2 separate regions of the Homo sapiens genome follow, and region 1 is linked to region 2. A link is a loop called in an ENCODE intact Hi-C map of the cell type or tissue named here. Cell type or tissue: breast epithelium. All regions are shown on one strand. Links, peaks and the distances in the headings refer to the core of each region. The heading gives the core; the rest is flanking DNA.

Evidence for each region. Peaks named below come from ENCODE experiments on the same cell type or tissue, not always from the same donor. Only the 100,000 strongest peaks of a DNase experiment are listed, where the experiment ranks them.
Region 1: it touches region 2 in a loop (26-fold over the local background); 1 of 110 quality-filtered maps calls a loop at or near these places.

The regions. Positions count from the first base shown.
Region 1 is chr1:32,563,395-32,566,316 of GRCh38, forward strand. All of the region lies in intron 2 of ZBTB8A (zinc finger and BTB domain containing 8A), which reads left to right. Among named protein-coding and RNA genes, the nearest start is that of ZBTB8A, 25 kb to the left of the region's middle. In breast epithelium, for the core only: no CTCF peak of the experiment used is centred there; no DNase peak of the experiment used is centred there.
Region 2 is chr1:32,494,754-32,497,675 of GRCh38, forward strand. ZBTB8B (zinc finger and BTB domain containing 8B) reads left to right here. Exons shown (of 4, transcript NM_001145720.2): 4 at 1-1,933. Among named protein-coding and RNA genes, the nearest start is that of ZBTB8B, 31 kb to the left of the region's middle. In breast epithelium, for the core only: no CTCF peak of the experiment used is centred there; a DNase peak (open chromatin) is centred at 1,563; H3K27ac peaks cover 610 bases.

The DNA of each region.
Region 1 (2,922 bases), core at 120-2,619, 68 kb after region 2:
ATTCCCCACCCTACAGGATTTCTCTCCTTTTCCCCCCTAGGGCTGACACCTTCTTTTTCTTTTTCTTTCTTTTTTTTCTTTTTTTTGAAACAAGGTCTCACTTTGTCACCCAGGCTGGAGTGCAATGATGTGATCTCAGCTCAGTGCAGCCTCCGCCTCCTGGATTCAAGCAATTCTCTTGCCTTAACCTCCCAAGTAGCTGGTATTACAGGCGCCCGCCACCACACCCAGCTAATTTTTGTGTGTGTGTGTCTTTTTAGTAGAGATGGAGTTTCATCATCTTGGCCAGGCTGGTCTCGAACTCCTGACCTCGGGTGATCTGCCCACCTCAGCCTCCCAAAGTTCTGGGATCACAGGCATAAGCCACCACGCCCAGCCACCTTCTTCCTAAGGATAATTTATTTTAGACAGGCTCTTCTTCCCCAGTCACCTTACTCTCAAGCCAGAGGGGTTGAGGAAGCCCCATCATAGAACCTAGTCATCTCTTAGGTGGAATGGCCTCTGAGACAAAACATTAAAGAGGATGGGGAGTACATCTTGCTTCTTAATAATGTTATTGATACCAGAGCTGTATTTTGACATTATGCAAAATTGATACTGAGATGCCAGCAAGGTCATTTTATCTCAGTTTTGCAACAGCTAATTTGAAACCATGGGCACGGTGAGCAGACTGCATGCTGTCACTGGTCCTGAGGACATTGCAGTATTTGAATGGTGAGAAGTGACAGCACTCAGAAAGGGACACACCAGATTTCTATGGCTTCTTTACCCTAGGGTCTCAAAGGACATTACTGCTTTATTTCTCATTCCTTAGAAAATAGTGCACCAGAATAACTCATCCCTAAGAACTCAAGATGATTGGTATTTTACCATTTTTACTCCATCCCAGTGCCAAGCTTCAGTGTTTCTCTAGTGTAATTGATACATCAGAATTTTTACGTTATAAGCTGTGATAAAACCGTAATACTTTTGGGCCACTTTAAGTCTGGAGCTTTTATGATTTCACATTGAAAAAAAGTCTGGAGCTTTATTAGGTAAGTGGAAATGTAACACAGATGTCTGGGTAATGGAAGCCAATAGCCTGTTTTTAACAGAATTATTCTTTAAAAGCAGAATGAAATTCCCTCTCTAGAATTTAGGGGTATAAATTCTCTATCCTCAGCCTTTGACCTATAACCTCTTCAGGAAAAAGGATTCATCTCTCTGTCTCTAATCTTTCACCAAAATACCAAATAATTAAGCACACATGTTCAATAGCAAAATATACCTAAAACAATTAATACACAAAGTAGAACCAATAGTTTCTCTCATTTTTAGAGTATCTAAAAAAAAAAACCCAACAACTTATGCTGGCATTTTATAGTATAACTTGATTTATTTCAGGATCTCATTGTAACAAACAGGAACACATGTAGTATATCATTTAACTGCAGCAAAATTGTTTAAAAGTGTTGAAGTTGGAACAATCCTCAGAGATCATACAGTCCCACCTCCTACCAAATGCAGTCACCCAAAATCAATGACATTCCACCTCTGCTACAATGGTAGCATAGGAAGTGTTACTTTGCAAAGTGACTAATTCTGTTGTTCATCAGTTTGGCCCAGTGTTTCTCAAATTTTTCTTACCAAAACCCACAGTAAGAAATACATTTTGGCTGGGTGCAGTGGCTCATGCCTGTAATCCCAACACTTTGGGAAGCCAAGGTGAGTTGATTGCTTGAGCTCAGGAGTTTGAGACTGCCTCGGTAAGGTGGCAAAACCCCATCTTTACAAAAAAACACAAACATTAACCAGGCATGGTGGCATGTGCCTGGAGTCCCAGCCAGGAGACTGAGGTTGAAAGATTGCTTGAGCCCAGGACACTGAGGCTGCAGTGAGCCGTGATCATGCCATTGCACTCCAGGCTGGGCGACAGGGCAAGACCCTGTCCCCTCCCCCCAAAAAAAGAAAAGAAAAAAAGAAATCCGTTTTAAGGCTGGGCACAGTGGGTCATGCCTGCCCATAATCCCTGCACTTTGGGAGGCCCAGGCTGGAGGATTGCTTGAGGCTGGGAGTTAAAGATCAACCTGAGCAACATAGCAAGACCGTGTCTCTACAAAATAATTAAAAAATTAGCTGGGCGTGGTGGCATGCCCTGTAACCCCAGCTACTCAGGAGGCTGAGGTGAGAGGACCTCTTGAGCCCAGGAGTCTGAGGCTGCAGTAAGCTGTGATCACCTACTGCAGTCCAACCTGGGTGACAGATTGAGACCGTCTTTAAAAAATTTTTTTTAATTAAAAATAAATAAATAGCTGTTCTTTATGAGCTCAAATTCATTTCCCTTTAGTCCTATATTTTGGTCCATTTCCTTTTTAGTGAATATTTATTCATTCAACAAATACTGACTGAGCATCTGTATGCTGGACATTATGCACTGTGCTAGGGATGCTGAGGTGGAAAAAACAGAGACTCATACCTTTTGGAGCTTAGATTCTAGTGCTTAGTCTAGAAGCCTAGTCTGCTAGACCAATTAAGAGAATAATTCTGGCCGGGCACCGTGGCTCACGCCTGTAATCTCAGCACTTTGGGAGGCTGAGGCAGGCAGATCATGACGTCAGGAGATCGAGACCATCCTGGCTAACATGGTGAAACCCAGTCTCTACTAAAAATACAAAAAAATTAGCCAGGCGTGGTGGCGGGCACCTGTAGTCCCAGCTACTTGGGAGGCTGAAGCAGGAGAATGGCGTGAACCCAGGAGGCGGAGCTTGCAGTGAGCCAAGATCGTGCCATTGCACTCCAGCCTGGGCGACAGAGCAAGACTCCATCTCAAAAAAAAAAAAAAAAAAGAATAATTCTACAGCTGGGCGCAGTGGCTCATGCCAATAATCCCAGCACTTTGGGAGGCCAAGGTAGTTGGATCACTTGAGCCCAGAGGTTTGAGAC
Region 2 (2,922 bases), core at 298-2,797:
ATATATTATTAACTTGAAGTGATTTTTTCCAACCTCGCTGATTTTTTTCCTTCTTTCTTTTTTGAGACAGAGTTCCACTCTGTCACCCAGGCTGGAGTGCAGTGGTGCAATCTCGGCCCACTGCAATCTCCGCCTCCAGAGTTCAAAGAGTTCTCATGCCTCAGCCTCCTGAGTAGCTGGGATTACAGAGGTATGCCACCATGCCCGGCTAATTTTTGTATTTTTAGAAGAGATGGGGTTTCATTTTGGTCAGGCTGGTCTCGAACTCCTAACCTCAGGTGATACACCCGCCTCAGCCTTCCAAAGTGCTGAGATTACAGGTGTGAGCCACCATGTCCGGCCTCTAACTGATTTTTGAAATATAAATTGGGTGTGATTCAGGGAATGTAACAAGAACAATCTTATTTGAAACAGAAAACCACATATTTTTAAGTCAGCAGCCCACATGATAAGATGGTATTGAGTAAAAATGTATTCTTAGGTATTTCTTGACTCAGTGGATTTTAATCAGTCTACTGCAAAAGCTAGTTTTATTTAAAGGGCTGCAATTATATATAAGAATTATTAGAAAAACAGATTAGCCACTTAATCTAAAAATACCTAGATGCAGTATTCCTGGTTTTTAATGAAATATTTATCTAGTTTGGGATTAAAATTAACTTAGGGCCATCAAAAATGCAAATTATCTTTAATTTGGTTAAATCAACCTGGGAGTAAATGGAAATAATCTCAAGCTAAATTTTTGTTTTGATTTATATACAGTCAGATTGAAACACCCTAGTTACAAGTTTAGAATAGGAGTGGCCTCAACAAAGGAAAAAGTCCTTTGTTCCTCTGTTGCTCATTTTGTCCTCGGAAACAAATACAATTTAACTATTTTCTGTACCGTCCCAAATTTGAAGCTGACCTGAATTTGGTACCTATAAATTTAAAATGGCTAAGGTTAAAATAGTTAAAACAGTTTCTTTAGAATGAGTTGTTAGCTGGGTGTGGTAGTGTACACCTGTAGTCCCAGCTACTCCAAAGGCTGAGGCAGGAGGATTGCTTGAGCCCAGAAGTTCAAAGCTGCAGTGAACTAGGATCATGTCACCACACTCCAGCGTGGGCAACAGAATGAGACCCTGTCTCAAAAAAAAAGGTTTTTTTTTAATTGAATGAATGCAATAAGGAATTGAGGATCGTCTCACATTAATGAGTGAATAACCCTTCATAATTTTAGTTACTGTTTTTCTCAGGGCAATTATTTTATATAAAATTCTAATGGAGAATTTTATGGACAAGATTTTAGTTAAGGAAAAAAATAACCCCACAAAATAAAGAGAACTATTAGAGCTCTAAACAGAAGAAGCTTCCATCAAACCGTTTTTCCCACTTTTTTGTCCCACGGTCTTAGGACCAACAATTTAGTAATACGAGACAATTTCTGGCAGACTATCCCAAGCTGGGACATTTTAGATTCTGTGAAAGAAGACTGACTACTGTCTGATGAATGGGTAATTGATGATGCAATGTATGAAAAAAGTAAGGCAGACAACTCAAAAATCACAGGAAGTGCAGCCATTCTACGTGCCGAGCTCTACAGTTACACACTGTCCAACAGCTCTCGGAAGAAAAACAGAAACTGACTTTATCTTTGCCTGCCAAGTTTGCAAATGGATTAGTTCATTACAAAGGCACTTGTCAAAACATATTTATTAAAAAGAGGAGCCAGAGTTGGAAATCATCTTGACCATTAAAAAAATAGCAACTGATACCTTGTTTAACAAGTAAGACAGTTTCTGCTTTTTGGAATTGAATTGGTTTTTAAGTGGTAATGTACCAGGTCTGTTTATATAGGTCAGTGTTGCCCAGGTTGTATTGTTTTGCTGTTTTTACTTTTTTATATATAAAGAACTAAAATTACGAGAGAATAAATTCGTGGATATAATCTAAATCTGATTTCTCCTTTCAGTTGTTTGGCATTCCATTTTTTATATAAATCTTTAAGACATATGTGCATATTTTTATTTTAAAAATTATTTCTGCTTAAACAACAGTTTCAAATATTTCTCTTTTGAAGACAAAATTGGTTTAGTTTCAGCAATGTATTGATATAATTTTACATTTTTTTAAATGTTGAGGCTGGGTTTATTTAAGATTAGCTGGGCTCGCTGCCTGCTCTTAAGAAAAACATGTATAGCCTATAAATTTTTAAAGGATTCCCATAATAATATAGAACTGCTAACACTAAATATGTTTCCATCTGTTTAAAGACTCATTAACTTCATTTAGTAATAGGAAAAAAAGCTACTAGGTAGAACAGGGGTTAGGCTAAATCCTGCTTGCTGCCTGTTTTTTTGGTAAATAAAGTTATATTGGAAGACAGGCACATCCATTCCTTTTTGTCATTGTTTATGCCATCAATGACAAAGGTGAGTGGTTGCTACAGACACCTTTATCCACAAAGCCTAACATATTTACTATCTGGCCCTTCACAGAGAATTGCCTACCTATGATGTTGGGTGGGACAGGAGATCTTTTATTCCTTATGTAGGGATGATGGAGGTAGAATAAGTCCCTACTTTGGACCAATCTGTGAGCATCACTAGGATTTAAACATGTCTGGTATGTATGAAGGTCAGTGGAGCGGGCACCGCTGATCTGTATGAAGTTTTTTTAGAGAAGTCACTAGAAGGATCTGGCCAGGAGAAAGATGGTCACTTGGCTCAGCTCCAAGGAAGTATGCCTAAGCCTTCCGTTTGAGAGCTACATGCAGAAACTGAGCATGATCTATAATCTTGGTGAGATGCTAGGAGTTCAAACTGTACTGCTTTTTTTTTTTTTATTTAAATACTGCTGCAATGCTTTAAACACCTGATGCCAGGTAGGAGGGCAGGGGCATTGCCCTGCACTTCCGCAATACTGCATGTCCTCAGGGTGTTC